7 separate regions of the Mus musculus genome follow, and all the other regions are linked to region 6. A link is a loop called in an ENCODE intact Hi-C map of the cell type or tissue named here. Cell type or tissue: left cerebral cortex. All regions are shown on one strand. Links, peaks and the distances in the headings refer to the core of each region. The heading gives the core; the rest is flanking DNA.

Region 1 (4,452 bases), core at 292-4,291, 260 kb before region 6:
GCTCAAACCTTCTTGGTGGTTTTCCAGCTTTCCCTCCCTCTACTCCTGAAAAAAAGCATCCCATAGTGACAATCATCATTACATTTGATAATTCTCCACTAGGGGGCGCATGCCTATACAGCAATCCTCAATGGCTTGTTTTCAGATTGCGGGATGGGAGGGGGAGAATGGGGGCGGGAAAGGGTGAGGGTGGGGTGGGAGTGGGGGTGGTGGTGTCAGTTTCTGGACAGGGCTGGGAGGTTTTTGATTATCAGCGCTTCCTATATCCAGAACAGCGACTATCATTGTTTTGGGACCTCTGTTCATCGGGGCTCCAACCTGTGACTTATTCTAGACTGGGGACTTGGGCAATGTTCCCGTGGGCTCAGGGAAGCACGTGGAACAGAGCAACATCTTGAGCTAGACTCTGCACATCATTTTGACTCCCATTGGAGCAGTAGGTGTGGGAGAGCTTAGCATCTGAGTTCTTCACTCCCTCGCCTTCCGGATAAGGAGGCTGGACTTCCAGATAAGGAGGCTGGACTTCCGGATAAGGAGGCTGGACTGTCCTTTAGCCGACATGGGAGAAGGATGGCAAACTGATCATCTTTGGCTAAATAATGTTCATTTTTTAATTTTTTTTCTTCCAACATAGACATTATGTGTTCACATTCATTGTAATGATCAGCCTTCTAGGGGGGCAGCCTCCTGTGTAAACATTTACGTGTTTCTTTTTCCTAGAAGGCTGGAGTGAGACATTTTTAATTAAACACACACCTTCAATAAATGAGGTATTTATTTACAGTGGGAGTCATAGTGCAGGGGATATTACTTATAGTATGTCTTTAATATTACATACTATGCATTTCTGGGAGGGCACTGCAATATTTCTAGACTCTGTATCTTCCAGGTAAAGAACATCCCTAGACTCTTTGTATAGAACTGCTTATGGAAGCTGGAAACATTAATATCGGGGGTTCAGTTCCGAATCCTTCTCGGATTCATTTGCCCTTCAGTTCATTTTTTCTTTTCTCCCAACCAGGCTTTAGGAAGCTTAGCTCTCTGCACGCTGGGCACAAGTCTGCCATATCAGCTTCTTACCAGCAGAGCCTCTCCTATACAGTTGACCACAATCCACATCCACTTTGTAAATGCCTTGGCATTCAGAACACATATACATTTTATTGAATTTCCCTGTATTATGGCTTTTCCACTGGGGGATTGAGAGGCTAATTCAGAGCCATATGATTACAGGAAGATGTGTGAGAAAAGCAATGGGGGATACTATTCTATAAGGTCCACTGGGCCCAAACAAGGAATCCATATGTTTCCATTTCCCTAATAGGCAGAGAAAATAAAAAAAACAAAGCGGCCTAGAGACACACACACCTGCATAAGCAGCGAAGCAGAAGTAACCTATAAACACATGCAAGGCGGCTCTCAAATAATCCCATCTGCATTTTATTGAAAGGAATCTTTGAAAAGGAGAGAGAGAAAGTACAGTTTACAAGAATCATGGTATAAATCCTGCCACGGTGCCAAATGCTAAAAGCATCGGAGCCTGGGCAGGAGGGAGAGATCCATTCATTCATTGCCCCTAGAAAATAGGCATCCAGGCCAGCCACATAGCTCACGCGCCCCGTGGGATTTACACCTCTGACTGACTGATGGCACGAATCACCTTGGAGTGATTGCTTCTATATCGAATGTTCCTTTATGGCGTAGATGCTTTCTCATTGCGACTCAGCTCAATTCCATTCTGCCTGCCTCTTTGGGACACTTTGCATGAGAGATGCGGGAGAGGGTAATGTTGTGTTTGTGGGTTTCCTCTGGTACATTTCAGGACTGATTTACCCTTCAGCTGGAAGCACAGGGAAATTCCATCATTCCCACCTCAAGCAAATCCCAAGTCAAGTGCACGCCCCAGGCCCCAGGAAAGGACCCTACAGTTTTCTGCTTTCTGAACTGTTATTGTTGTCTCAAGACTCCTTAGGGGCACACACACATCTGCGTGCCTCTACCCCTGCTCCTCGCCTTCCTCTCCTTTTCCTCCTGTCTTTCATTTTCTACTCTCTCCTTTCCTTCTTCTCCCAGCTATTCCTCCATCTTCCTTCTTCTTTTGTGGGAAAATAATTCCTCACAGGATGTTTGTTCTCGCCAAGACTGGCATTAACATGAGCTTTGGGCAGCTAAGTTTCAAGGTTTGTTTGTTTGTTCGTTTGTTTTAACTTCTGTATCTCTTCCTCTTAGCCTTGCTGGATTTCCTTCTAGGGCTGTCCAGCTTTCCAGGATCTCTCTCTCTCTCTCTCTCTCTCCAAACAAAACCCCATTAAATGACTATCTTGTGTTTATCTTGTGTGTATGTACATGTGCCTCAGCAATTTCCACCTTGTGAGCCCGAGGCTCAAACTCAGGTCTTCAGGTTTGGTGGCAAGCACCTTTGCTTGCTGAGCCCTCTTCTGGCCCCCTCTCAGGGCTTTTTGTTTACACTTGCAGTTGTATGTTGTAGAGCTCATTCCTGGGACTGTGCCTGTGTCACCCAGGACCTCTTACGTAAACCCTCGGATTATCTGAACTGACTATGATGGGGTAGGACATCTGAGAGAACAGGGTTTGAGACTGCCCCAGGGTTTCAACTACACAAACACCATCCACCAAACAAAAGCACAAGCCAGGCCCTGGTGTTCCTGCTGACACACACTAGGTGGCATTCCAGGCTCACACACTGAAGGGAGGAGATGAGGTCAGGCTGCCTTCCCTGCCGCAAGCCAGCCACAGAACTTCAAAGCTGGCAAGCCAGGTCTGTGTGTCTCAGGGGTGCCTTGTTTCCACGCCCCAGCCCCCCTCCCCCCGTTTTTTCATATCCCTGCCTTGTGGGCCTGTCAGGGGTTGCTTCAGGATGACGGAGGGCATAGAGTGGTCTGGCAAGAAAGATTTCAAGAAATGTTAGTTGTGCCTCCAGACCAGTTCAAAAGCAGGGAGGGTACTGTGAAACACTTCTCCACATAGGTTTCGACCCATTTGGAGGAGACTTTCTACAAACTGAATAATATAAACAAACAAATAAACAATTAAATCCAATAACTTGCTTTGGGGAAGGTGATTATGGGAGGATGGGCATGAACGGGGCTCGTATTTGAAGCCTGGGTTCTGAGTTCACTTTTTTACAGCACCTGGACAGGAGGCTTCACCTCCTAACCTCAGTGCCTGCCTCTGTAAATGGGAGAGTAATAAGAACAAACCCAAACCAGCGAATATGACCTTTTCCCATCTCCAGCCCTCAGTTACAGGCTGTCACTCTATCCTGCCTTCGTTTCTTTCCTCTCTTCGGCCTTTACAAAACCACCTTTGTGAGTTTGGTTAACTATTGGCATTTCCTAGGCTCAAGACACACCCATCAGTTCTCCTGTGGTTGAACTAGATATTCTCATGAGCTTTCTCTCAGCGAGATCAACTCCTTGGGGGTTCTGCTTTGTGTCCTGAGTCTGGGACTCCAGGGACACACGTCCACACAGATCTCCCAAGGATGTTGTGGACTCAGCATGCTCCAGCCAGACCTGACAGCCAATGCCCTCTCTACCCCGGGCTTCAGACAGTCTTGCTTTCCCAGACACATCTATTGCTACTAGGTTTCAAAGGGCAGTCCTGGCATCAATATGGCCTTCTTTGCCTTCACTCCCCACAGCCCAGAGGTCCTGAAGAGCTGTTGGTCTTCATAACCATCTCCCACATTCCTGTAGTCACCCAGGTGTGTTTTCCATACCTCCAGCCTTTTAACCTCTGCCACACTTCTATCCCCTCTGCAACTGGAGTTACAAAGAATTTTCTAGAATGTGGATTTACCAGAGTCACTACTTTAAAACCTGTTGTGATTTTAGTGATAAAAGCCAAACTCCTTGCCTAGGTGTGAAGTCTGGTACCTTGAACTCTTGTGACATAGTCCCCTGTTCCTCCAAACCAAGAGCCTGGATCCTCTGCTGTGTTCGGCCCTTCTTGATAGGTAGAGGGACATAGCTCAGGCATTAGGACGTGAGGGCTCTTCACCATGCTGTCCATCACACTACATGGCTATTTTCTTGGTTGTCTCCTGATGTGTTGTTCTTCCTGCAGAGGTGAGAGTTCCCAGACCTCTCCTCTCTGGAGCCAGTACAGTGCTTGACACACTTTATGAGCTTCTAGGGTCAGTCACCCCAGAGTACCATGAATGGCCTAGGTACCAGTGAGAGACACTGTGAAGGGAACATGCTGTTGTTAGGTAGAATATCCAATGTGGGAATGGAAAGCTGAGTTAGACCTGGAGCCTGCCCTCAAGGGAAACACATCTAACAACCATTCTACCATATAATGAACCATGGACCCAGAGATCTTTCAGGCTGAAGTCAGGTCATGTTACAGCTTCCCTATTTACCACTGCTTAGCTCATTTCATGCCTGGAAACCATTGAGAAGGTCTTTTTGTTTCTCTTGGATCAGC
Region 2 (4,452 bases), core at 255-4,254, 930 kb after region 6:
TTATCTGAATTCTAAGTAAGGGCTAGGCACAGTTACAGGCACTGGAAACAAGCAATGGATAAAACTATCAACCAATATTATGTATGTATGTGTATGTATATGTGTGCATATATATATATATATGTATATGTATACATATATATGCATATATAGATACATATACATCATATACATCATATACATATACATATACATATACATATACATATACATATACATATGTAAGTATGTGTCCTAAATTATCAGAGACCAGGCACAAGGACCAATAGGCATGCTAAACAAGTAAAACACTGGAAGTATAGAACAGGTAGGAGGTGCATGTAAGAAAGAAACCATAGCTTTACTACTGTTGCCATTTAGCATGCTTCAGACAGCTGGGGGGAAGTGGGTATTCCAGGGACTCATAACAGAACCTATGAGACTTGTACTTTATTCAAGTACAAATGCCTATTATCATCCACAGTGACAGGTCCCAGGATGTCCTTCAGACACCAACCTCTATGGATAGATGCCCACATCCCTAACAGGACAAGAAGTTGCATATGAGTCATATGTACTTTATATATGTATTTTAAAGCATGGGCACATTACTAAGCATAGCTAACAGAGCATAACTATTCCATATGCAGCTATTGTATTGATCATGTGTTAAAGCCAAGGGGAGGTAAAACCAATGTGTCCCAACAGCAGGGACAACCATCCTAGGCTTCCAGATAACAATGGTGGAACAAATGTTAAAGAGAGATTGAGGACCTGTGAGGTGGGGTGTGCTTACATACACATTCAGTGTAGCCCTGACACAGGGCAAACACAAGTGAAGTCGTTGATGCTCTCTGGAATTCTTTTCTTGGTACTTCTGATTCACAGCTGTTTGAATCCAGAGATTCTAAATCTGTAAATACAGATTGAAAACCACATTCCTAGATGGGATATGCTTTAAGCAATACATTTAAAATAATGCAAATCCAATCTTTTTTACTTTGATAGTATATTTGATAGCTAAATTTACTATGTAATGTAACACACTAGAACCTAACAGTTATTCTCCTGAGCATGTGGCTTCACACTGTGGCTAGGTTATTTATCACACATGATATAATATCACATAAAATTACTGCATTGTTTTAGCTTCAATTACCCATGAGAAAGCCATGACACAAAGAAAGGGGCTACGTTGCTGAAAGCCATTCAGGTAAGAAAACCAATAACAAAGATCATTCCCAACAGTTGCCATAACCTTAGTCTGGACTTTTATTTATTAAAATTGTTATCTCTGTAAATGCAAAGATGGGGATAAAAAACACGAAAAAAGAATTAAAAATAAACTGTGCTCAGATGATTAAGACTTTGAAAAAACTTATTAGTTCAAGACTAGAAGAAGGATATTCTATTGACAGGAGAGAAAAGAGAACATAGGGCTTGCCCCTGGCAGAAGTCGGCCCTCAACAGCAGCTTCGATCAGAATGCCAAAGAGGAAATGCTAAAATGGACTCCGGAAAGAAACCAGCCACAGTCATGAAGTCCAGGAGTCCAAGAGACTTCCCTGGTTCAGATACTTCCTGTTTAGGAAGATGTTAAAGTTAGTCCATAAGACTAGTATACTTTGGATCTAAAATTCTATAATTTTATTACTCTCTAGCAGAAAGTCATCTTGAGGCCCGTGCCATGGGCCTTGTAAGCAGAAGCACTTCTCTCCTCCCCTACAAGCTTCCATATTTCTTTCTGAAGCACTGTTTAAACCTCTAGGCACATCATAACTTCAAGATCCCTTCAAAATGTAAGTGTTCCAGAATTAAATTTACTATATTATTATTTAAGAAAATATAATAGATTTAGAACAATTATTTTATGTTAAGGTAGAAGTATCACTAATAAATTAAGTGTTCAAAAATAACCCAGGATTGTAAAAAAATATATATAATAATTCAGTATCTTTTAAAAAGGATTAATGTAGCAACAACACTTCCCAAGCAAAACACAACATACACCATGGATTGTCTAGTTACACACTAAAGTCACACATATCTTAGTACAATCAGCCATCAACCTTTCAGTCAGTAAAAAGGAAGTTGAGAAAGCCAAAAATAGAAACAAGTTTTATGAATGCAAAGAGTGTCCTTGGCCATTTTTGAAAAACTTAAGAGAGCAGAGATATGTATGTGTAAACTCTCCCTTTACTATCCACCTCTGATCTGGGATCTATACTAAAAAGACAAAAGACATTTTCTAACTGGGGGAGTGTCAAATTTCAAACTGTTTTCTGAGCTGGCTTCTAAGTGACTGTGCCATCCACCAGAGGGCAACAGAGTGCTCTGAGAAAGCAAGTGGCAGTGTGTCTGACTAGGTCACTAGTTCATTCACTGTGCACAAGAGTCTCCCTTTGAATATGTGAAGATCCCTGAATGCTGAGTATGTTAACAGACAGTGTGTTCCTGTTCTAAATTTAGTCCTGCTGGCATTTCATTTCTCACATAATAATAATATCTTAATCCAAATATTGTGTCATATTAATCAAGTATCTCCTTATAAAACTATTTTGAGCAATTAAATAACTTTAAAACAAATTTTATAAGATTTGTTTGAAACTATTAAAGTATGCATTAAGTTAGTTTCTTTGGTGTTTCAGTACTTAATCTCAAACACTTAGTACTTAAATCAAGACATGCACATGAAAATATCATAATAATAGTATTATATCATTAAAAGACAGCAAGGGACACTAAACACATAACTCTTCTACACTAACACTACACTAACTAACATTTTGCTGTTAAATAAATTGTTGAACCTGAGGATAAGGCAGACAAAAGTCTAACAAGTACTTATACCAAACACAAAGACAAAGCTGAGCTGATAGTGTAGTACTTGAACATGAGACAGCACATGGTATTCAAGGGTCAAGGCCCAGTTGTGCAAGTCAAGAGCTCCTGGCCTGCCTTCAAGTTTAGCACTTCCCATCTGTAAAACCTAGCTGTAAATAAAGAAATTTTCTGTGATGGTATACTATACTTCACACACCACACCACACACACACACACACACACACACACACACACACGTGTGTGTGTGTGTGTGTGTGTATGTATATATATTACATATATATACACATATGTGTATATATGTATTACAGTTAGGGTTAGGGTTGGAGGTTAGGGCTAGGGCATATATACATATGTATGTATGGTTATGGAAGGAATTCAATTTTCATAAAAATTATATACTTTCATATTTACATAGTTTTATGTTGTAGTTGTCTTTTTTAACCATGCCAACAATTCACAATGTGAGTTACTGTTTTAAGAGTCTATTATTGAGTAACAAGACCATGGGATTCAGAAGTCATCTCTTTATCAAACTAAGTAAATGAATTAGATCTTTCTCCAATTTTACATCAAATCATTCCACCTCTAGTTTCTAGCCTTTATTGAACTGCACTGATTTTCCGAAAGCAAAGCAACCACAGCTGACACCGCTTTGGGACTGTAATTGCTGTTGGGATCTTGGCTTCTCCATTACTTGGTCCAGCCTATCTACAGCCCTCATTGCCAGTTCCCCTGTAGGTAGTCCATCCCAGGAATGCAAGTGTTATGACTTGAGCATGAGTCTTCACACCCAGCCAATCTTCTCTGTGCCTGCTCTCTGTCCATATTCCATCTGTGAATGAGTATTCACCAAGTAATTTACACATAAAAGCCCAACTGTGCCTCCAGCCTTCTTGAGCAGGTTTGATATCCAACAGGAGGTCCACAAACCATCAGTTGAAATTACTACTTACTGTGAATTGACTAAAAGTAAGAGAAACAAGTTTGGTGGGCTCTGCTTCCAGGAAATATAAGAAAGCTCTCTTTTTCACTGATTATTTTTTTCCTTTTTTAACAAAAAGAAGAAAATTGAGTGATTCTTCTTCAGGCAACACGAAAAGTGCAAATCCTTATCGATTGTGTAGCACAATGGCAGGCATCATGGAGAGCCATGAATGTGCACTAAGAGGAAAGCTGTAGCTGTAGCTAACATATATGGATCCTCTGCTAGGCTCTTAGCTGACTGTGTCCTTGTCTCCGTATTTAATAGTGGTGTTAAGTCCCATTTCAAAAAGACACACATAATAACGCTGTTTCTGTGTCTAAGATACAAGCTACATTTTGAAAAGGCCTTGAGGAAACAGTTGAAAGAATGCATCAGAGGAAAGTGCTGCATCAGACAGATCTCCTCAGATATTGTTAACAGAATTTCCCTTCCTGAAATGGGATTTGAAATAAGGCCAGGATGAGCCGGTATCTTCTGCCCTTTCTTTAATGTAGCATTTTCTTGCTTTTTGTATGAACACACTGGCAGTGGAATTTGAGATGCAGGCGGCCTTCATTATTAAAAATCAAGCCAAATATCTCAACTATCTCAAAAAAGGAAGGTGTTCCCAGGGAAGAAGCAGAAAGTGAACTGGGAAAAGGCAAA
Region 3 (4,452 bases), core at 203-4,202, 1.3 Mb after region 6:
CCTGAGAATCACCAAAGGGTCTGTTAAAACAGAGATTCTGAGCCTCACCCTGAGTTTCTGACTCTATGAGTCTGGGAACCCGACCAAGATTTGCATTTCCCATCAGTTCCCACCGATGCTAAAGCTGCCTCCCGGTCGGTCGAGGCTGCTCACTTGAGAACCGTGGCTCCCGAGTGATAGATCTCAGTGTTGCCTGCGCATACCTATCAACCAAATAAACATGAGAAGATAGACATAAATTCCTAGCTCCAGCCCAGCCCTAATGAAAACAGAATTCGGAGTTGGAGTCTCCTCTGCTGCGGCACTCATGATATGTTACGATGGAGAGAGAGCCGCATTGCTCTGAACCATGGCTGCAGCATAGCTTCTCTATGGACAGATGGGAAAACAGGTCTAGGCACTCTTCCTCTAGTGTGCATGGTACTGTCCTATCCCAGAACTTGGGTTAAACAGGTTCTTTTTATTCAGATTACCTCCTCTGTGCTCTGTCAACACCGCCTCTACCGCCATCTATTTCCTGGTTCATCTCACCCCGCACTGAGGTTTCCTGAGCAGCTGGGTGCTGTCCATTCTGAGCGTCCTCTAGACAGTGTTTCTTAATTCCAGGAGTGACTTGCATTCCGACCTCCCTTCCTCGCCCCTCCCTCCTTCAGTTCCCTGTCCTTTTGAACAACCCTTGCAAGACCCGTGTCTGCACTAGGCTTGCTGGTCATGCTTTGTGAGTTAGGTCTTGCTCATTCCGCAGGCACCCTTCAAAGCTTTGGGGTCCATTTCACCCCCTGTCAGCAAGTCCTGTTCTCATATCAATGGAATTGTTCTGTTTGTTACTCTGTGGTCCTGGACATGTGCCTTCTTCATCTCTCCTACTCACAGGCTGTCTGAGTGTAGGGATTAGATCATGCACATCTGTATCTGAGTGTAGGGATTAGATCATGCACATCTGTATACGCCTGCACCTTTCACCTCGACACAGGTGCTCACTTTTTAAAAATGAGGCCCATGGAAAACGCAGCAGCACTGCAGTCACCTGCAAACTGGCCTACGTTGCAGACTCTCAGTCTCCACCCACATCCATGAATCAGCATCTACATTTTAACAAGAGGTGTGAGAAGCTGTGCACTCTAGGGGAAAACGGCAAAATAGTTAAGAGAAATGGCTTCTGGTCTAGACCTTGAGGCTTGGGATGTTGGAGTGAGTATCAACACCATCTCTCCACATCTCCAGTGGGAATAAATACAACTAATAAAAGTCTCCTTATCCAGGAGCATTAGCGAAGAAAAGAAAATGTAAGTAAACCCCTCAGAACATTGAAGCACTCAATAATGCAACATCAGCTATCATTGCCCAATTAAAAGTGGTTAACTTTAATTGAATTCTAACTGCTACCTACAATAGACAAGAAAAATGAATCACGGCTCTGCATGGATTTCAGAAACATGAAATGTCAAAGGTAATAAATAAAAATATTAAAAGCCCTTTAGCAATCATTAAGGAGAATACCGAATAATTCCTGTATCAAGCCGTAAGCGCTCCGGTGCGGTGAAACCTTTAAAATAACCATCCCCCAGTTTTTTGCTGTGTCACTAGCTTTTCTTCTCCTGTGCAGTCTTTTCGGGCTGCTTTATTCTGCTCCACCTAAAGAATAACTTCATATAGTGAATTTTGTTTCTCAAGACTCTTGGATCTCCCTGTTGCCTTCAGGATTACCTGAGCGGCCATAAACCGCTGGGCTTGCTTGGCTGAAACCTGTGCACACACTGCCCCCTAGCGGGTCCTTTCTGTCATCACGCTGAAAGCCAAACCAAAAAAAAAAAATAAAAAAACAGACCAAAACAAAAAACCGAGAGCAATCCCTCGGCTTGCCCCTGGCTCAACATAAAAGCTCTGACTGCCTGCCCAGCTTTAAAACTAGCACCAAGCCACTGTGTGCATGAAGCAATAATAATTTGCAGTATTGTTGGAATTTACTAGAATCTGTGAGGCAGAATCTAATATCTAATACTTGGGTTTAATTCCCTCAAATGTTAGAAATGAAGATATTAACAGTGAGTCTAGAATGAAGATTAATTTGAACAGTACACATCCGTGTCTCACAGTGTGTCCAAAGCTTACTCTGCTAAGGGATGACTGGGTGACGTTATCAGCTGAGGGGATTTGTTCAACAAATGGAGTTTGAGAGGCTACTTTGTACTGAACAGAGTTTTCACACCCAAACCCCTGCTCTTAAGGGAGTGACATTCCAATTAATATCTGTGACCATCTATCATCATCTCTCAGATGTCCCTCAGGGCTTCCTGGGAGTTTCTTTTGGCTCCCAGGAGGTGTGAACTTGCCTTGGAGCAGAAACTAAGGGTATTTGTGTCTTGGTGACTCCCAATCCTCACCCTATGATATACCACTCCCTCATGCTCCACCCCTCATGCCCCCCACGCCCCGCCCTATTTTTCATGTCATCCAATGGGCTGCTTTGACTTTTTCTTCCTTTCTGTTTTGCTCCTTATCGAATCATTTTAAAGTTTAGTGGTTTTGTTGACTTTGTCTGTGTGTTCCTGGCCTCACTCTAAGCCTCCTTGGAGCATTACCAACTGTACACAAAGCCAATACCGAAAACTAACCCCAGCACGACCTCAGCCTTGCTTTGCTCTGTGTCACTTTGGGCTCCTGTCAGCACTCCCATAGGTACAGATCTAATTTCCCATCTCTTTGACTTAGATGAAAACCTCAGCTGCTCCGTGTGAGAAATAAACATTCAATAATATACAGGTTGCAATGTTGCTATACATATGTGCCAGGAAATATAATGTTTTGTCATTATATCTCTATCTGTCTGTCTGTCTGTCTGTCTGTCTGTCTGCGTGCGTGCGTGCGTGCGTGTGTGCGTGTGTGTGTGTGTGTGTGTGTGTGAGTGAGTGTGTGTGTGTGTAGGTGTGTTGCTGTCTGTCATGGGATCTTTGTCTTGGCTCTGGAGTAAAGAGAAAGCAATGCCTCTGTCCCCATGCTCATTCTGACTCCATCTGCTAGTCTCCTAAGCATCCTTCCTGCTACTTCTAATTTCCTTCTGTCACTCCTTTAGAAAGAACACCACCAAACCCCACTGTTCTTGGTCTCTTGGTGTCAGAATTCCTTTGCCTGGGAAGTTGTTGATAGAGTCAACTTGTGACCTTCCTAATCTTTGATCCCTTCCTGGGGTCCTAGCTGAGATGGTGATGGAGCAGACGGTGAGGCTAGAAACTATCTAACCCAGCATGGCTCATGTGCCTGAATTCTAGGTGATCCTGTGTACAGGATTCCTTCTTTTTCAGGGCTCTCCAGAGATGAGACTGAAGGGTAGCACAGATAGGTCACTTTAGACCACACATTTCTTAGTCAGTGTCATCTATGAACCTTCCATGGCTGTCCCTCAAACCACTAAAAATCCATTCTTGGTATTCGATTTATGCCCCTCCATACTTTTCTTTTTCTTTTTAAAATTTATTTCATGTCTATGACTACACTGCAGCTGTCTTCAGACACACCAGAAGAGGGGCATCAGATCCCATTACAGATGGTTGTGAGCCACCATGTGGTTGCTGGGGCTTGAACTCAGGACCTTTGGAAGAGCAGTCAGTGCTCTTAACCGCTGAGCCATCTCTCCAGCCCTGCTCCTCTACTTTACATCTTGTTGACATCTTGTCTGTGGACTTTCTGATACTAGAGGAATGCTAGAGACATGGACAGGCTCTTGGTAAAGGAGACAGAGCTGGTCATAGTGGTACATGCTTACAGTCCCAGCATTCAAGTTGTGGAGGCAGAAGAATCATGATGGTAGGCCAGCCTTGTCTACACAACTAAGATATTGTTTTAAACAAACAAACAAACAAACAAACAAACAAACAAGGACTGTGGATGTAGTTCAGCTGTAGAGTGCTTATTCATCTCATGAGGCCCTGGTTCAATCACTGGCACTGAAAAATAATTGGCAGAGACATATATGGAGAATGGCCTGTTTACAGGCGTTGTGCATTTTAAAATCTTTAATAACCATACTGATAGTGGTTTCACAGATGAGAGACAGGAATCTTATTAGAGAGTCCATGTGAGTCCTTCAGCATTAGATAGCTCAACACAATAACAGCAGAATTTAAACCTACACTATACTAATTTTCCTTGGATAAGGGTCCTTATTTGAGACCCATCTGCACCCTTATTTGGAGAGTAAAACTGATAACTCATCCCAATGGTTAGGGAAACATTCTCTAACACACAGGTTAGAAACTGGGTTCATTATTGTTTGTATTTTCTCCATCGCTCTCATTAAGGCTGGAGTGTAGACATTTTCTCTCTGAGGCCGTATTACATAGGCTAGCCCACAGGATCCTCCCTCCCCCAATTACCTCTACCACCTAGCCAAAGGCCAACTTTTAGCTTTGAATTTTTGACCCTAGCCAGCCAGACCAATGAGTGCCCCCATGA
Region 4 (4,452 bases), core at 239-4,238, 1.4 Mb after region 6:
GATGCCACCTGCCTAGCAGGTGTTCATGGTGTGTTTGCTGGACAAGAATCCATACTTCAAAGCTATAATACTGTAAAATCCCCAGCATCAGGACCTTTTACTCACAGTACGAAAGGCCCCTGGCTGTTCTGTCTATTGGCAGTCTGACCAAGACACGGGGTAAACAGCATTCTGTATTTTAGATCTCTGAGCCCTGTCTGAACCCCTGAAGAGTTGAAACTGAGTCCATTTTAGGCTTTAAAAATGGAATGACTCTGATGTCTATGCACCCCCTCCTCCCCCCCCCCCCCCCCGACTTACACCAGGAACTCACTGTCTTCAAACAGTCACATTTGCAGACATGCCCGTGACACTGTGTTTGGGAGGCTAAATATAAACAAAGGTTCCAAATAGCCTGCTGGCACTGCCAAATGGGTTAAAAAAAAAAAACTGTCTGTCATCAGAAATGAGGATTTTAGAATTATAGGTAAGAGAATATGTCTTCCCCTCAGAAAAGGGGACCATCAAAATTAAGATTGCTTCCCTGAGCTATTTTGGCTTACTTCCTCTTCTTTCTGAAATATCTTAAAATAGAATTTGAATCAAAGACTTTTCTACATCTAAGTCTCTCAAAGGATTTAGTTGGTATGTTGGTAAGTAATGTTTTAAGCTGCCTTCTTTCATGTGCAAATGGGTTAAAGCAAACTGCTGCCTCCCAAAGCAGAGTACCCTTCTACTCATTCATTCACTAGTTCATTCATTCATTCATTCATTCACTCATATAAAACACTTAGCTTGATATCTACTCTGACAAGCTCCTACATAATCTCTCAATGGTGTAAAATGACAGTGAGAACAAACATCCGAAAGCTCCAAGCAGAACACTCACGAACATGCAACACTTAGGACATAGCCACTTTCAATCAACACAGCCATCCTAATTGACACAAGGGACCTGGCCTGTGTGTCACAAGCTCCCCAGACATTAGAAGATGCTTTGACTTCCAGTCTCAGACAGGAAGCTATGTTATTCCTGAAGCTATGTATGCCTTTGCCATTCTAGAGAGAAAGCAGAAGGGAAGGGGACACTAATCAAATGTCACCTGCACTTGGCCACTCAACACTGGAGCAGCTCATGAAGGAACACACCGGAAGCTGTTATTTAGGGATACCTCTGATACCTCAGAAGCGTTAGGGGATCAGTCACATTAGTCTGAGTTTGCCATCTTCAGGAGGATAAAATCTTCTCAGTGATTCCTCTCCCTAATCCTCACCTCTAGTATACAGGAATCTCTGTCTTCAGAACTGGAGGGGAAAGAAGAAGAGATGCTGCTGGAAAAGGAGGAAGAGGAGGAAAGAAATATTGGCTGCAAAGGGGAGGAAAAAAATCAGTTTTCTTTGGGGTATGGAGCCTGAGAAGTTGACCATGATCATGTGGAGGGCCCCACACTCATGTCCATAGTGGTTGCACTAATTAGACACCATGTGTTATAAAAAAGAAGAAAGAGAAAGAAGACCATGAAGTAGAGAGGAGGACAAGAGAGGCAGTTCTTGAAAGGGGCAGTGCAGGAGGAGCTCGAGGAGGAGGGAGGTCATGGAGGTGGCTATGATGGAAATACACTGTATGGGTGAAATCCTCAAATAATCAATTAAAATATTATAATGTTTACATGAAAAAGGAGGACCAATAGTGCTTTCAGGGAGAGAACATCAGACTCAGGCATAAGGAGAATCAGAAAGGACAGAGAAAACATCAGAGGAGTTTAGTGGGGTGAGAAGAAATAATACTTTGGCTTCGCATCGCCATGTACCAAACTATTTACTCTCATCTCCCTGACTTTATCAGCAACGCTTGGACCACTAACAGTGATGGAGGATGGGGAATGGCCAAGGGGCTCATTCCCAGGCTCTTGATACTGGCTGGGAGTGAGCAGATGAGCAGGCAGCAGCCTCCCGGGGCTGCCATGTGGTAGGCCTGGCTTCATGAAGAACCCTTTGTTCTTCCTCTCAGTAGCCAATACAGTTGCTCTGTGTTTTATTTTCAATTAAATTTCTACTAATCCCAAACTACAGCAACACATAGCTGCTGGCACACCCCCTCCCTTCTGAAAACAACATGGTCTGTACAGAGACCTTTCATTGTACAAGCCTCGCCTTGTACACGCTATAAAAGACGCATATGCCACCGGTTTGCCGACAAGTACTTTCAAAAAGGTGCTTAATGGGCCCCTGGACCCCGAGCTTCCAAGGCGGCCTGTGAATAGAGCCTCTTGTTAGGGTGGTTGCTATAGCAAGCCCTTGTTTTTAATTCAATTGCACAGTAAATAATACTTTATCCACAGTGGGAAACAAATGGTCACTATAAATTGCCTACCCTTCATTTGGTCAAAAAGAGGCATTTGTGCTTTGAGAGATAGAGCAGAGCACCTGCGTCCTCAGCTTATTTAGACTTCCACCATTTTCCCACCTGGTGAGCTATTGAGGCTTAGTGAGTTGTAAATACATGGATCACCCTGAAAATCAGATTTATTAACATTAAAACAACATTTTAAACAAACACCTCCCTGTTTGTTTGTATTGGAGTCTAAAGTTTGACTTTCTACTCATTCACAGATACACCCCACCCCCACCCCCAACCCCCTCCCAAACTCTACATTCCGTGACACTGAAGAGCCGGAGAAAACACTACAGCACCAAGGAATAGAAAATGTGGTTTGGTGAGCTTCTACACCCCACGATAAATAGTTGACAGCTTTGGGAATATCCGATTGTTCTGGAAACATGGAAAAAGGGGGAGTGATCTGAAAGAAATCAGAGGGGTGACACAAAGGGGGTACTCCTGGTAACTCACAGCTGGGGGGTGGTCAGGAATTATACGCTGCTGAGGACTGAAGAGAAAAGGAGCATAGAGGTTAATAAAACGGGGACATACTCTTCTCTCCAGACAGGGTGAGGTGAAAATTACCTATCACCTGCTGGACTGGATGTGCGAACAGGCCAGTAACCGAGTGTGTGGCGGGGACTATGCTGTACCGGATAAGCAGTCTTAAAGCAAGCTCTCCAACAGGCTTCCGGGCAGAGTAGCGTCTTGCGGCAGCCTCATCCTCATTAGAGGACAACAGCTGTTTCTTGCTATAATTAGCTCACAGTTCAATAGTTAGCTCCAGTCTCTTACACCTGTATCGCACACAACAGGGAGATTGCAGAAGCACATGTTGTTGTTTTTTTCTTCAATCACCTCCACTTACACACGTTGTTAAGCATCTAATAGAAAACAGCGTCCCTTCCCTAGTTCCTTCCCTCCTTGGATCACTTTTAAAAGCGAGTTGGGAAAATCTGGGTTTTCTTTATGGGCCCCAGTTCCCATTTCCAATCTCACCCCCCATGCTCCATAGACCTCCTGAATTAAAGAGGGTCTCCAGCGTTGTCAACTAACCCACCAAGCATCAGGCCATAAAATCTTATGTTCAGCCACCTGCGGGATGATGGAGGGAAGAAGAAACTGAATGGAGCAAGGGGTGGGGGTCAGGGCCGATCCAGCTGGCCGCTGAAGATGGCTTCCACAGAATTCTTTGCGGGGTGGAAGGGTGCAGAATCTCGGGTCATTTCCTGCCAGGTCTGAGCCGCATGTGGGGAGGACCTCCATAATCACGCTGTCTCACAGTTCCATTAGTGTCAGAACTCATTAGGAGACCAATCCACTCGGCAGCAGTGGGCATACAAAAGAAAGAGCCGGCCAAAAAGTCTACAGACTGACTGTTCTGTAGTTGTTAGAACAGTGGTGGGGGCGGGCAGGGGAGAAGGATTGTAAAATTCCCGGCTGGGTAATTAGAGTCAGCAGGGAGGCAATGGCAGGCCTCTTTTTTTCTCTCCTGGTGGTTTTAAAAGATTGGCTAGGGTGAGGGGTGGGGAGGGAGGGGGGGGACTGGTGGATTAGGGGGTGCTTTTTTTCTAGGGTGAGGCCATGGGTGCCTGTCATCATTCGTAAGGGAAAATGGTCATCCATTTGCACCTCATTTCTGAGTGAAGCTGAGGAGACAGACTCATTGTGACTGAGATCTGGTTAGAGCACCGAGAAGCCAGTGAGGTGGTTAGTTGCCCTGAGTGTGCTTAGCTAAAAGCAAATGAGCAGGCAACCTGACAGTCTGTTAGGTGGATAGAGGCAGATTCATGTTGCCTGTGCATTGGGCAAGGGATCGGAGCAAGGCTGTGGAGGTGTGAAAGGATATAGCAGCATTGTTTTCTGGAACAACTACCTTGGGCTTTCCAGAGTGTCTTTCACAAAGTCAATAAGGTCAATAAGGGTTACACAACAAATTGGCTCAGCTCGTATGTCAAACTGTAATGGTAGGCTGGGAAGATGACTCAGTCAGTAAAGCGCTTGCAAGATGGTGCTATTGTCTAGCCCAAGTATCTCTGGCTTTCCAGGATGACATGCTGACTTTCTTCAAGTTCAACGGCAGTGATTTAGGC
Region 5 (4,452 bases), core at 197-4,196, 1.6 Mb after region 6:
ACGAGCCTCCCAGCTGCCTGAGGCCAGTTGGAGGGAAGTTGAAATGTTCAACCTGTGAGGAGTCAGCGGGATCTTGGAGATAATGGAGCATTCAGTTTGACATCCCAAACTGGTGTATCCGGGAAGAGCAGGGCTCTTGCTGGGATGGGAGACAGTAATTGTTTTTTAGCATGACAGATAAGACACTCTGGCTTCTGCAGATCCCTTACAACTGGGAAACAACTGTTCTCAATGTCGATACTAAGATACTAAGTATTTAAATGTGGGCTTTCGGAGGAAGGCTTCCTTTCTCCCTGCCTGCCTGCCTGCTGTTCCTGCAGGACTACTTTCGAGTACGAATGTCCTTCTCTCACAGTTTTACACTCAAGTAGTACAAACATAGCCAATCTTAGGAGGATTTGAATATAATTAAATCAGTCCATTAAACTGGTAAGTGTGTGTGTGTGTGTGTGTGTGTGTGTGTGTGTGTGTGTGCTCACGCGCGCCCCCCACCCCCACCCCGTGCCTATCTTGAGGCCAAAGGTCAACCCAGGGTATCATTCCTCAGCAACTTTCTATCTCATTTTGGCCTGGAACTTGTCAATTAGACTAAGCTGGTTGGTCAGTCAGTACCAGGGTCCTCCTGTCTCTACCTCCACAGTGCAGGGATTAAGGGCACTGAAGCCTCTCCCCAGCCCTCAGCCCATCACTAAGAACCTTCTGAGGGATTATAGGGACCAGCCTGTGACTGGACTGGGTTCCGTGACTGGCGGATAATAAACTCTAAGAGTGCAATTCGAGAATTGCAAAGGAGCAAGAAGGCAGAAGCTAGTGAAAGACGTTATGTGATGGCAATTATAAACAGACTGTTCCCTCTGAGGTTGTACACAGAGCAGTCCCTCCTTGGGTGTTCCCATTGCCAGCTGCAGTCAAGTGGATCCACAGATGTACTATCCTTAAGCGGGAACCCATCTCCCCCAACCCCACCCCCACCCCCCGGCAGTGCAGATCCCACCTGGTGATCACCCTCTATAGTGATCCATCTAGTATCTCACTAGCTGGGCTGACAAATATTTAACCTACAGGGAAGGACATTTAAGGAGATACATCTCTAGCTTCTCCTCCTCGAGACCCAAATGAGATTCTTGAAAACATCAGACAAAACAGTTCTCAGAATAACGTTGCCTTCAGAGAGGGATTTCCCCCTCTATTTCCCCTCCCACTTTTGTAGAGTCCAGCTGTCTTTCTCACCCCCCACATCTCTACCTCCACCCCTCCCCAGCAAACTCTGGAAAAACAGTAGTAACTAACATTTGTGCCTTTGGCAATAAAACCACAGGCCTTGCAAACCCCAAATGGCAAAAAGACATTTCCATTCCAATCCCAGTTTTAAATTAAACTGTAATGAAAAATCAGCAGTGGCAGCTGGGACCAGAGACACTGATTGTCTCTAGGAACAAAAAGGAGGGGTGCGGGGCCGGGGATAGGAGAAAGAAAAGAGACCGCAAGTCAGCCTCGCTCTGGCAATAAAGCATCTGGTAAACCTTCAAGTATAAAGAAATTAGAAAAACAAATCTACTACTGAGACAAGCCAAGATGGCTGTTTCCCTCCGCAATCACAGCGAGGCGGATCACAAATCACCCTCCACTTTATCAATGGACAAGGAGGGTGAGGGGAGGCGAAAGAAATGCGCAGGCCTGTAGTGACACCTGGAGGAAGATGAGGGTAATTCTTTGGGGGGGGCGCTTCCCCGCCCCCACTCTCGCAGGGTCTGCGGATTTAGGCTCTTTCAGGAACCCCAAGCATCAAGGAGACCCCTCAGGGCTTCAAGGGAAAATAAGAGGGGCATCACTGCCTTCTTATTCTTTACATATGAACAAATTGCTTTTAGGAAAAGAACATCGACTTCAACTGGAGTTTTCCACCCAGTAATTTGAGTACTTGAGTAAACTGAACCCAATCCCGCTGTTTTAACTTTTTTTTTTTTTAAATTCAAAATCAGAATGAGATGAGATGAGCTCCGGTCTAGAAAATTTTTATTTTATAGCTTTCCAAAACTTGCAAATTCTATAGATCCTCCAGTATATACTTTCTATTTTCTGAATATCTGTGATGGGAAGAATAGAGGGTGGGGAGAATCTGTACTAACTGTACGAACCAAAGATGCTCCCAAGAGAAGGGGTTCTGAACTGGAGAGTGAGTGGGTTTGTGATAAATACAAATTCAGGACTGTGAAACCCGTGTTATAGCCTTATTTTGTTCTCAGGAGTTTTGTGTGATCTTTTGAAATTGGTAACAGTTTTCTAAAAGCCACAAAATACACGTAGGCGGTCACATGACTGTAGATATTCACAGAACAACCATGGGTAGATAGCTTGGAGCAGGGATGACAGATATCCCTCGATCCTTCCGGGAATTCTCCCACAGAGAAAAATAATCAGATAAAACTTACAATGTGATTGCCTGTTTATACATCTGAAGAAATTTCTTTATAGAAAGAACAGTTGCTGTGACCAGAAATATACAAGAACATTAAAAAACAAAAAGTATGGCCTGGCCTGGCATGGTGGTGTCCAGGGGTGGGGTGGGGTAAAGGGGGCGGGAGGAGCAGAGGCCTATGGATCTCCGAATGTTCCAGGAGAGCCAGAGCTACTTAGCCCTATCTCAAAACTGTACCAGAAAAGAGGTCAGAAGCAGCATGAAGCAACAGTGTAAAAGGAATCTAGTATTTAAGTGGAACGCCCTGCAGAAAGCTCCAATTGTTTATTTTACCTAATTAATGTTGGTTTTAATGCACCTGGTATGTAGCGCCGAGCGTGGGCACACAAACTCTGGGTAGCACCTTAGTGGAAATTCCACTTGCTCACTCGCTCCACCCTGGAAGCCTGAACTAACAACCCATCATCCCCGGTGGATCACACCACACACACCCATCCCAACTCCACCCCTACCCCGCAACTATCGTAGATCTGGCTAATGGATGCAACACCCAGCAGATCCGGCTAACACGTATTGACTTACCCAAGGAGAACTGCAGCCTTACTATAGCTATTGCTCTCTCTGTCTCTCTTTTATTATCAGATCGTTTTCAGTATTGATATTTATTATTTTAAATTATTTGTCTGTGCCTGGAGGGCAGAGGTATTGGGTTCTCTGACAAGTTACAGGCAGCAGTGTGCTGCCTCCTGCCTAGTGTGGATGCTGGAAGCTTAGCTCCGGTCCTCTGGAAGATCAGTGTGTGCTCTTAGCCTCAGAGACATGAGGCTTTTCAAATGTTGGTCTTTGTTTTATCTACAAATAGTTAAACAAAACAAATGGCTTCTTATGACTGAGTCCCAGTGGCTTCCACCCCTGTCTTAGGGTCTAGTATCTCTGCCTCCCACGGTTTGGTTTCTCTGTTTCTCACTTTCTCTTCCCGCCTCCTTTTTCCTGCCTTACTCTTGATCTCTGAGCTCTAATGAGGCACAGTCAGAGGAAAATATTCAACCTCTTTAAGAAGTTTGGATACTCAACATTGTAAATCTTCTTAAGAAATTGAACAATAAGAATATTTTATTTCATGGTGAAAGCATGAAATAAACACATACAGATTTTTCCCTCAATAAGCTTTTCCCCATCAGTTTTTGCTATGAGCCACCACACACACACACACACACACACACACACACACACACACACACCACTCTACTGATGGTTTCGGTATGCGTAGTAGAGCCTCCTTTAGCTAATGACTGTGAAAAAAAATAACATAATATTTTAGTGATGTTTCCTGAAATGGAACTATAAAAGACCTACTGTGTACTTCAAGGCTCTGATTTTTGGAGTTTGTTTTACCTTTGTTGGTTTTTGAGGGGAGGGTGTTGGCCATTGAACAAATAAACAAACCACTACATTCATCAAATGTTTCTTTGCACTACTACACTACATAAACATGTCAATAAATCCTCACCAGCTAAACTCCCACTATGTTAGAAAATATTTACACAGGGTGTGAAGTGTGGGATCAGGTCTGGTGGTGGTGGTAGAGATGCGGAAGGCATTTAAAAGGGACAAGGGCAAGGTGGGAAGATGGCTCAGTCAGCAGGTGCTTGCTTGCAAGGTTGAGGACTTGAATCGGATCTCCAGAACCCATGTAGAGGACAGGGTCTGGATGGGACAGAAAGGCACATTCTTCAGCCATTCTCCAATTTGTAAGACAATCTGTGAGAGTTTGTCAGGAGCCCTATAGTCTTTGAGTTTCTGTTTGTTTCTTTATCAAATGAAGAAGATATGTTAATAACCATGATGATTAATTGATTAATTTCAGATATTAAAATAACACTCAACTTCATTTAAGTAACTAATTTTCATTTTCTATAGATTTCCTGCTTAAACAACAGATTCCTGTGTCTGCTGTTTGGCCCTGATATGTTCCCAAGAGCAGGGCCTTGTCTAAATAATACACCAGGATTCAGCCAGAAAAGAAAATGCAC
Region 6 (4,000 bases), core at 1-4,000:
TAAGCTGGAGCCTCCCCCGGCGGTTACACCCGCTTGGCCAGTCTCTGGAGGGGAGTGCGAGGCAGGAAGCTGCTGCGGCCGGTGCTGCTGGTGTTGCTGCGGGTGCGGCGGCTGGGATCGCCCGCGAGTGTGCGAGCGGCTCTCCGAGTTCGCTGGCGCCCGCCCTCACCTCCACCTCGCCCAGCGCCCGGCCGAGTGTCTGTGCTTCAGAGGATGTGCCGGGGGCGGGCTGCAGGCTGGTGCCTTGCTCGCCTCCTCTGCCTCCCCTCCGGCTCCCCCCTCGCCTTTTCAGGCCGAGCAGCATGTGGATGTCAGAGCCGCGGCAGAGCGATCCGATTACGCGCCCGCTCAGGGCCCGCCCCTTCTGTGTTCCTGATTAAAGAGGCAGCCGCGGAGACGCGCGGCGCAGAGCCGAGGACCGCGGCACCCAGCTCGGGCGGGGCGGCGGTGGCTCGCAGCCCCGCGGCCGCGCGATCAAAGTTAAGGTGCCACGCAACCCTGCCGCCCCTCTCCCAGTCCGCACCTCCCTCCCGCCCCACGCACCTTCGTGCGGGGCTGCGGGTGTGTCACACCCGGAGCAAGGAGCGCCCTCCCTTCAGGGCGCGCTGCCTCTGCCGGAGGGAAACTCCGCGGAGCCCGGGAAATTCTTGTTTCCCCTAAATTCCGAGACTCAGATGCTACACACTCAGAATCCAACACAATGCCACCTGCAATGGCGTTACAGAAGGAGTTGGGTGGCGGACCGCGTTTGGCGTAGGGAGCCAGTCCGCGGCTCAGCTCTGTGTTCCCAGAGGCAGCAAAGCGTGGCGGCGACACACACAGTCAGCCTTTAGCCTTCTCTGAACCAAACCTCAAATACTTCTTGGGCTTACTTCTCAGATCCTTTGTTGTGTCCCAAACAGGATCCTCTGCGGTCTGGGTTAGGATTTACTTCAACATGTGCCCTTAACTTGTAACTATCTGTAAACGAGGGACGATTTTATTGAATAAAGAATTTCTCCGGGCAATTAAATTCCCCACCCCCACCCCTGGCCACCCAATACACCTTCAAGCTTCCAACATAGTATAGGTACAGGGAGGCCTCTTGGACTGCTACTGTAACTACTTCTGTTCATGTTTCCCCAAGGTATTGTGGTCACAATGTTGACAGAAAGAAAATAGCATTGTGTTACCTATTTTTAAGTGGAGACATGAAAACTGTTTCAAGGCGCTATAAGCTAACAGTTGGAGAAAACACTTGCATCTTTGTTTCTGAGGGTGGCTGGGTGATCCCCAACTGTCATATTCACCAGGCACCCTTGCTTTACCATGATCAAGATCCAACAGAGCACACCTGGCAACCTTTTCAGTCCCCTTCCTAGCAGTCTGAAGATTAGGAAACATAAAGTTTGGGTGAGAAGGGACATGAACATCTGACTATACCATTTTTCCCCCTTAGCGTGGACTTATGGGTTCTTCTGGGTGGTTTCTCTCCTTATCTGGACTTGCCATTAGCGTTGTTTATCACAGCCAGTGTTTGAAAAAAAAAATCTGTAACTCTCACTTAACTGTTATTTACATGGAGATAAACACAAACAAAATTGAATCAGAAGTGATTTGCAACTAGTTAAATGAGGGATTTTCCAGTGGAAGTCCAGAGCCTGAATACCACATGGTTAATCTTAACTGCCTGGCTGCAAAGGGCTGGAGTTAGAGGCCCTCTGAGTTCTTCCAGAGAGCAACACATACACACACACACACACACACACACACACACACGTGCACACGCATGCACCACTCAAATACTCATAGGGGCTAATTTTGATTTCCTTTATCCTTTCTTTCCCTTCCCTGGGTTCTTCGATGAAGGAAGAGGGGAAGCCTGGAGTTTGGACCTTAAGTTCAAATCCTGGCTTGTGTTGTTGGCAAAACACTAATCCAAGAACAAACAACGCTATCTGTACTAACAGTGCCTGCAAGGAAAGAGTTACTTAGTGTCACAACCCCACTGCTCTCCAGGCATAGAAAACCATTCCTACTTAGACTAGAGATGCACACAGCAGCTTTCTGAGAACATGACAAAGGGCAGAGAGATGACTGGGGAGAGAGAAAGAAACCCAAAGCCCATTGGGAAGCCATAGGATGACAACCCCGAACTGCTGGGCTTGGGACCTCAGACTTGAGGGTTCCCATCTAGCTGCTTCCAAGGTTCTCCTTCGTTCTGGGAAAAGTCAGTAAGATTCAGCGTTCTGTCCCTGGATCCTGCTTCTGCCCATATGGATCTTCGTTTTCTCAGAGGTGTTCTAAAGGGGGCGCTAACTTGCTTCCTGGAAGCCTCTGTGCCTCTGCATGCAAGACTTGACTGCAGTCCACTGGAGTGAAGGCTTCCTGTTCTGCAGATGGCCAGAGGGAGGGAGAACCCCTGGGGAGTCAAACTGGTCAGAGCTTTTCCAATCCTCTAGGGGGCAGCACTCAATAAATAATGCCCATGCCACCAAAGGCCTCTACATCCGTGCTGGGAAGCTCCTGCCTTTTCAAAGGACTTCAGCAGACCAGGGGAAATTCAAAATCAGGCTACTGAATCTTCCAGCCTGCTCTGAACAATAGCGGAACTGGCCCCCAAACAGCTCGTAGTGAAGTGAGGACTCCTGAAATTACCTCTCATTCAGCTGGGATGCTCACATCACCATCCTTAATTATGAATTAATAATAATAATAATAATAATAATAATAATAATAATAATAATAGGTGGTCCTTAGGTGGGGAGGAGTGGGTTAGGAGAACATAGAGCAAGTTTCCAGATGACACTAAAAGGAAACTGTCCTCAGACACTTCCTGTGGAAAGTCAGGATATCCTGAGCTATACAGTCCCAAACTTTAAGGGCATTAGAATCATGGGGGGTGGGGAGGTGTTAAAAGTCCATCTCTTGGGTCACCAGCCTCCTGTGGGTAGAATTCCATAATCTGAGATGACTTCTGGGTATCTGTACTTTTTCCTACACATGTTTTAGATGATTTTTGACTCATAGGCCAATTGAACAATAATTCTGATATATGCTATTTACTGTACAGCCTTTGGTGCATCTCCTATTGAAGGATATTTGGAAAAGTACTCCCTTTACTCTTTCTCTGTGAACACTTTTTTTTTGGGGGGGGGGTCTGATGTTTCAGATTCCGGGAGAGCCTCACCAAGAATATATCCACAAAAGTGCCAGAATGGTGCAGCTCCTGGCTTTACTGTGTGACTTTGAGAAGCGGTGGGCCTAAGAACCTATTTGGAAACCACCTCAAAGATGATCTGGGGTAGCAAGGAGAGTTGGAGCAACATGGTCAGAGGGCCAGTTATTGGAGTTTGTGGAGCTGGATTCAGCCCCCCCCCCCCAGCCCCCATACAAGCATCACTGGTTGCTGCTAGCAGCTTCTTCAGGTATGCCTTTCCATTTGTGTTCATCAAATTGGATTAAGTGTTCATAGATGCGTGACTATGCAGGGGGCATGGAAACCAGACAGGCACTGGGGTTCTGCCTCCTGGGAACACAGGATCTCAAAGCTCCAGAAGTTTTCATGCTTCCACAATAGACACCACCTGTCACATGCTGTTCCCTTATCGGAGCCCTCGCTTCAACAAGCTCTCACCCTGAAAGGGAGAGATAGAGGCATAATTACATCTTAATCTGTAATTTACGGCTCTGTCCCAGTTAATGTTTAGCTGCATCTGTCTCAGAAGCAAACCTTTGGTTAAAATGTAATAGATCCTCATTTTGTATTCTCTCTCTTGTTTGATGTTGAAGTCCAGGTTCTGATCAATAGGAGTCCCCCATACCCCCACCCCCAACATACTTTGAAAATACTTATTTTTTTCCTTAACATACTTGAACACCACTTAATTGTTTCTTTTTTTTTTTGGTATTGTATTTAGTGGGTTCCCAGAATCCTTGCAGATTCTCATGGAAATCTTTTCCATTTCAAATTGTGTGTATGTATGTCTCAGCCTTAGACCTAAATTTGACAGGAGGAACC
Region 7 (4,452 bases), core at 201-4,200, 230 kb before region 6:
TCTTGCAATTTGGAGGAGGAACAGAATTCTGATGTATTGGATATATAGGCTTTCCTCTCTCACATATTGATTCTGTGAACTTCGGTATGGCCTTTGGCTGTTCTAAGCCTCCTGCTCACTTTAAAAATGGCTTTAAACATTTATATACAGGGCTACTTGAATGATCTGTATGAGAATGAGTGACTGTAGAATCAGTTTCTAATGCAAGTTGTCACAATTCTTGGAGCAACTAACTTAAGGTTGTTAACACCTTAGAGTCCTACTGTCAGTCTCCCTTCTTGGTGGGTCCCGACCTGCCAGCTGAGTGTTCCCACACAGACCTCAGTGTGGATGGTGCATCCAACGAGCCCACAGCTCTCCTCTGGTAGGGGCAGCACTCCATCTCAAAAGAAAGCTGACTCAAAATATAATGACTCAAGGAAATGGTCCATTTGGGTTTGCTTGCCAGCAGAGGTCCTGGCAGGCAGACAAGTGGTGTTTCTCTCTGTTCCTGCTCCTGATGGAGGGTCCCCATTCCTCAGTGTTGGGTCTGTTAGTCTCTGGTGCAGTGGAACTAACAGATAATGAGGGCCAGGATGAGGGCCACAACCAGGCTGCTTACATCACACCACCTTCCCTGGTGTAGGCATATCCCTTAGTACCTGCTAGAAAACTTGTGCCCCAGGAAGAAGTTAGATGGAGGGTTCAGGGTCTCTGTCAGCTCTGTGGAGTCAGGAGGTGGGACTTACAGGGGCCCTGTGACTGGAGAAGAAGTTCCACTGTGCAAGAACATTTAATGAGGTCAGGAGAATGAGGTGGGTGTGGAGTAAGGCAGAGCTTTAAAAGGAGGCGAGGCAAATTTGGCCAACCTTTGGTGACTCTGAGAGCCAGCTCTTCCTTCCTCCCCTCAGCTTTGTACGGGCCCTTGTCTTTACAGCCTGGTACCTGTTCACTTTCTACCCATACAATCTGTGATCTGTGAACAGGGATAAAACTTCTTCGAGGACACATGGCTGAGCTGACTGGCACTTTATATGCAATGATTGGATGACTCTAAAACACCAGTGCTCACCCATTTTGATCCATAAAATAGCAGTTTCATGTGGCACAACCTAGCCGGATTTAATTCCTAAGTCACCTTAAGAGATAAAACGGTCATTTCCACTTCCCAGATGAAGAGGTTGCAAGTCAGGTCACCTGCTCCAAACTGTGCAGGAGGCTATAAGGATGAGAAAATAAGTACAAGGTCTTGACACCAGGCCAGCTCAGAATCGATGAATCCAGGGCACCATCACACCCATCTCTTCAAATATGTAGACATCAAAAATGGCTTCATGGCTGGGTGTTATAGCTCACAGGTTGAGCGCTTGCCCAGTGTGTGTTAATACTCACTGTTCAATCTCAGCACAAGGAAAAGTAAAACACCCCCTAACAACACCGACCCCCCAAATAAACCAACAAGACCAGCCTCCTATGCCCTGCCCTCTGCAGGAGGAATATCACTGTGGTTGATAGCCTCGCTTAGAAACTGGCATCACAAACTAATGTACTTGAGGAGTCTCTTTCTCTCACCTAACATCTAAATACCCTATGTTTCTTGTCTCTGCTAAAAATATCTTCCTCACTGGGCCTGTGAGACACGGGTAAGAATGGAAGGGAAGGTTGGCTGGCATCGAAACTTATAAAATGTGCCCCCTCTGATTTAAGAAGTAGTACATACTCAGTGTAGAAAATTATGACACCCACAGAAAGCAGAAAAAAAAAAAAACCGGAATAGCAGTATTTAGCTAGAATTGCAGTGATTTATAAAATATAGGATTTGAATTGATTCTTTGGGATGGCATGCAATGTATTTTGCTGATATTTTCCAATAGTTCTTTTAGGAAATAGGTTCAAAGTGACTCTTAACGGTGCTATTTTTAGTGGCTGTATACCACTCCCCCCACTGGCCTGGTAGGCTGTTGGCAGGACTGCAGAGTTATAACTTAAGTCATAAAGTACATTCTTATGCAGAACTCTTTGTGTATAATGATATTTATCAAAGGAAACTTCCAGGACTTGTCTTATACATACCAGAAGTCAAAGGGGAATTGACTGCCCCCCCATCCCTCCTACCATCAACCTTTGCAAAAATCCTGCTGATTCAGCTCTTCCATACAAGGCTGAGCACAGAACCCAAGCAGAGTCAGTTGACTGCACTTGACCCTCAAGGTTTCTGCCAGCTTCCCTGCTGTCCTTTGAAGGTTGTGAGGTAGGGTCACCAAGGTGGGCATTTGGAAACAGTCAGATACTTGCAGATGAATAGTGTCCGCGAGGAAAATCTGCAGGCTTTATCTTAATCGTGTTTGATCTCGACCCCCAAAGTTTAAAGCAAAAAAATACTTCAGACGTCCTGTATTTTCTCTTTTGATAAAAAAAAATGTGTGTTCAAGGTAGTAAAAAGCAAAAGACCTCATTGAGGGCTTCTCAACCGGGAACAAATAGCCCACAAGGTGGCGCTGTCCCCCCTCGAAGTGCCTGTGGCCTGGCTGAGTTCCCCAGGGAAGAGGCAGGAACCTGAGGCAGAAGGACTGGTCCGAGGTCCTGGGTGGGAAAGGCTTATCTCTGTCTCTCCTTTCACAGCTTCTTTATTCAATGAGCAACGCTCTTGTCCCTACACCCCTCCCTCCACTGCATACACTGATTTCCTTGGGTGTCTTGGAAGCCCTGTCCCTTGTCCCCCTTCCCCAAACTTTATACCCAGCCTCTGTTCCAGGGCAAACCCCTCCTGATGGATTTTGTTTTCTTCACTTTTCTCTATTTCCCTTCTCTCTCCTCTATTTTTTGGGGGGAGGGGGTTTGGTTTTGAGACCAGGGTCTTATGTCTCTCAGGCTTGCCTTGAACCCTATGTAAGCAAAGATGATCTCCAGTGTCTGGTCCTTCTCCTCCAGCACTGGAGCTGGGATTATAAGCATGCATACTTTATGTGGGATACATCCGGGGATTCATGCTTGTTAGACAAGCACTGTACCGGCTCAGCTACAGCCCCACCCTTCCACATCCCCACCGACCCTTCTCTTCCTCACACTTAACTGGTTATAATTTTAAAAGGCGATGTGTACTTATTCATAGATTTAGTAAGATCCGAGGGGGCACTTTTAAAGTATAAAGGGAACAGCTGCAGATATTGATCAGTGAGAGAGCATTTGGAGAATATTCACAAGGAACTAGTTCTGACTCTGGTACTAAAACCAAACCAACTGAAAACGGACTCTAAATTTCTTTACTAGTTTTCCTTAGAGAAAGAAAGAAAGAAAGAAAGAAAGAAAGAAAGAAAGAGAGAGAGAGAGAGAAAAAAAGAAAGAAAGAAAGAAAGAGAGAAAGAGAAAGAGAAAGAAAGAGAGAAAGAAAGAAAGAAAGAGAAAGAAAGAAAGAAAGAACCAAAGCCAACCAAAGATTAAATTATTGGCTATCTGTCTATCTATATTGAAAAGTCACTGGAGTTGAGAAAAGTGATGAAGATAGTAGTTGATAATCAAAAGGTATTTTAATGCATTGGTATTCAGGTTGTAAATAAATATGCACCTGTTGGGAGTGTGGGAAATACAGCACTGAAATAATATCCATGTACCAGCTACCATGTAATGAACTTGTGTGTCTGAGCCTTTTCCTGGGGTCCTTACTTCTCTTGAGGAGCAGAGGCTGGTGAGAGTGAAAACCTGGCCAAGGTGCCTGGGAGGAAAAGGGGTGTGGCTGGGGTCTGATGTTTAAACCATCAGCTCCAAATCCTGTTCTCTGGGCTGGCTGAGTTTTAACTCAGAAGGCCATTCCAGTGGGCCTGGGTAGTGTGTCTGGCTTTGACATCCTTCCTTATGGATAGAAGATTCAAGGTGTTCCTAGGATTTTAGTCCCTTTCAGGTTCTGGAAAAGGGAGAAGTCAGACTTAGGAATCAGGGGGCCCAAACAAAGATGCCGTTGTAGGAGCAATGGAAGAACAGTTCTACAGGTCTTACCCTGTGAGAAGTCAAAGGAGTGGCCGCTGCCCACGCAGTGGGAGGAGCTGGTGGTCACTTCTCACTGGGCCCTAGAAATTAGTGAAAACAGTTCCAATTCATGAGGGTTGTCTGTGGGTCAGGAGTTAGGAGAGGAAGTGGGTGCCTAAATTACAAAGGTTCACCCCCAAGAGTCAGCCCAGTGAGCTATTGTCAGGCACATGCTCCACAGTGAGAGAACAGAAGCCAGTCTCCCTGTATCTGTTGGCCAAGATTGGTCCTTTTGAGCTTTATTCCACTGAAGTGAGCATCCCTTTTCTCAGTGAAGTCTTTCAAGCAGCCGCAGGAGGCAGTGGCCGTCTCTTCAGGACACTTGAAGGACACCAGGGAGCCGGCTGGATCTGTCACCCCATACCTCTCTTAAAAAATAGCTTGGTAATAGAAGCTATCCATATTCATTGTAGAAAATTTGGAAAACATAGAGGACAACCAAGAAGGAAA

The links. Hi-C counts contacts between places; a loop is a spot of excess contacts. Peaks named below come from ENCODE experiments on the same cell type or tissue, not always from the same donor. Only the 100,000 strongest peaks of a DNase experiment are listed, where the experiment ranks them.
Region 1: a loop joins it to region 6, with 3 times the contacts of the local background. A loop is called at or near these places in 9 of 42 quality-filtered maps.
Region 2: a loop joins it to region 6, with 5 times the contacts of the local background. A loop is called at or near these places in 9 of 42 quality-filtered maps.
Region 3: it touches region 6 in a loop (4-fold over the local background); 17 of 42 quality-filtered maps call a loop at or near these places.
Region 4: it touches region 6 in a loop (2.4-fold over the local background); 14 of 42 quality-filtered maps call a loop at or near these places.
Region 5: it touches region 6 in a loop (3-fold over the local background); 10 of 42 quality-filtered maps call a loop at or near these places.
Region 7: it touches region 6 in a loop (2.7-fold over the local background); 10 of 42 quality-filtered maps call a loop at or near these places.

Annotation. Positions count from the first base shown.
Region 1 is chr1:62,962,734-62,967,185 of GRCm38, reverse strand. No RefSeq gene overlaps it. Among named protein-coding and RNA genes, the nearest start is that of Gm35252, 8.4 kb to the right of the region's middle. In left cerebral cortex, for the core only: a CTCF peak has its summit at 2,672 (motif pointing right); a DNase peak (open chromatin) is centred at 2,693.
Region 2 is chr1:61,769,274-61,773,725 of GRCm38, reverse strand. All of the region lies in intron 2 of Pard3b (par-3 family cell polarity regulator beta), which reads right to left. It overlaps Pard3bos1 (a long non-coding RNA gene), which reads left to right. Exons shown (of 4, transcript XR_373443.3): 4 at 1,640-1,772. Among named protein-coding and RNA genes, the nearest start is that of Pard3bos1, 94 kb to the left of the region's middle. In left cerebral cortex, for the core only: a CTCF peak has its summit at 2,296 (motif pointing right); DNase peaks (open chromatin) are centred at 1,495 and 2,301.
Region 3 is chr1:61,374,578-61,379,029 of GRCm38, reverse strand. 9530026F06Rik (RIKEN cDNA 9530026F06 gene) reads right to left here and starts at 598. Exons shown (of 5, transcript NR_040483.1): 1 at 474-598; 2 at 1-20. In left cerebral cortex, for the core only: a CTCF peak has its summit at 1,760 (motif pointing left); DNase peaks (open chromatin) are centred at 1,000 and 1,749.
Region 4 is chr1:61,300,460-61,304,911 of GRCm38, reverse strand. No RefSeq gene overlaps it. Among named protein-coding and RNA genes, the nearest start is that of 9530026F06Rik, 76 kb to the left of the region's middle. In left cerebral cortex, for the core only: no CTCF peak of the experiment used is centred there; a DNase peak (open chromatin) is centred at 2,006.
Region 5 is chr1:61,136,612-61,141,063 of GRCm38, reverse strand. No RefSeq gene overlaps it. Among named protein-coding and RNA genes, the nearest start is that of Icos, 160 kb to the right of the region's middle. In left cerebral cortex, for the core only: a CTCF peak has its summit at 1,707 (motif pointing left); a DNase peak (open chromatin) is centred at 1,599; H3K4me3 peaks cover 615 bases.
Region 6 is chr1:62,699,651-62,703,650 of GRCm38, reverse strand. It overlaps Nrp2 (neuropilin 2), which reads right to left and starts at 334. Exons shown (of 17, transcript NM_001077404.1): 1 at 1-334. In left cerebral cortex, for the core only: CTCF peaks have their summits at 2,227 and 2,435 (motif pointing right); DNase peaks (open chromatin) are centred at 255 and 2,421; H3K4me3 peaks cover 1,001 bases; H3K27ac peaks cover 796 bases.
Region 7 is chr1:62,927,732-62,932,183 of GRCm38, reverse strand. All of the region lies in intron 3 of Gm35252 (a long non-coding RNA gene), which reads left to right. Among named protein-coding and RNA genes, the nearest start is that of Gm35252, 27 kb to the left of the region's middle. In left cerebral cortex, for the core only: a CTCF peak has its summit at 2,463 (motif pointing right); a DNase peak (open chromatin) is centred at 2,474.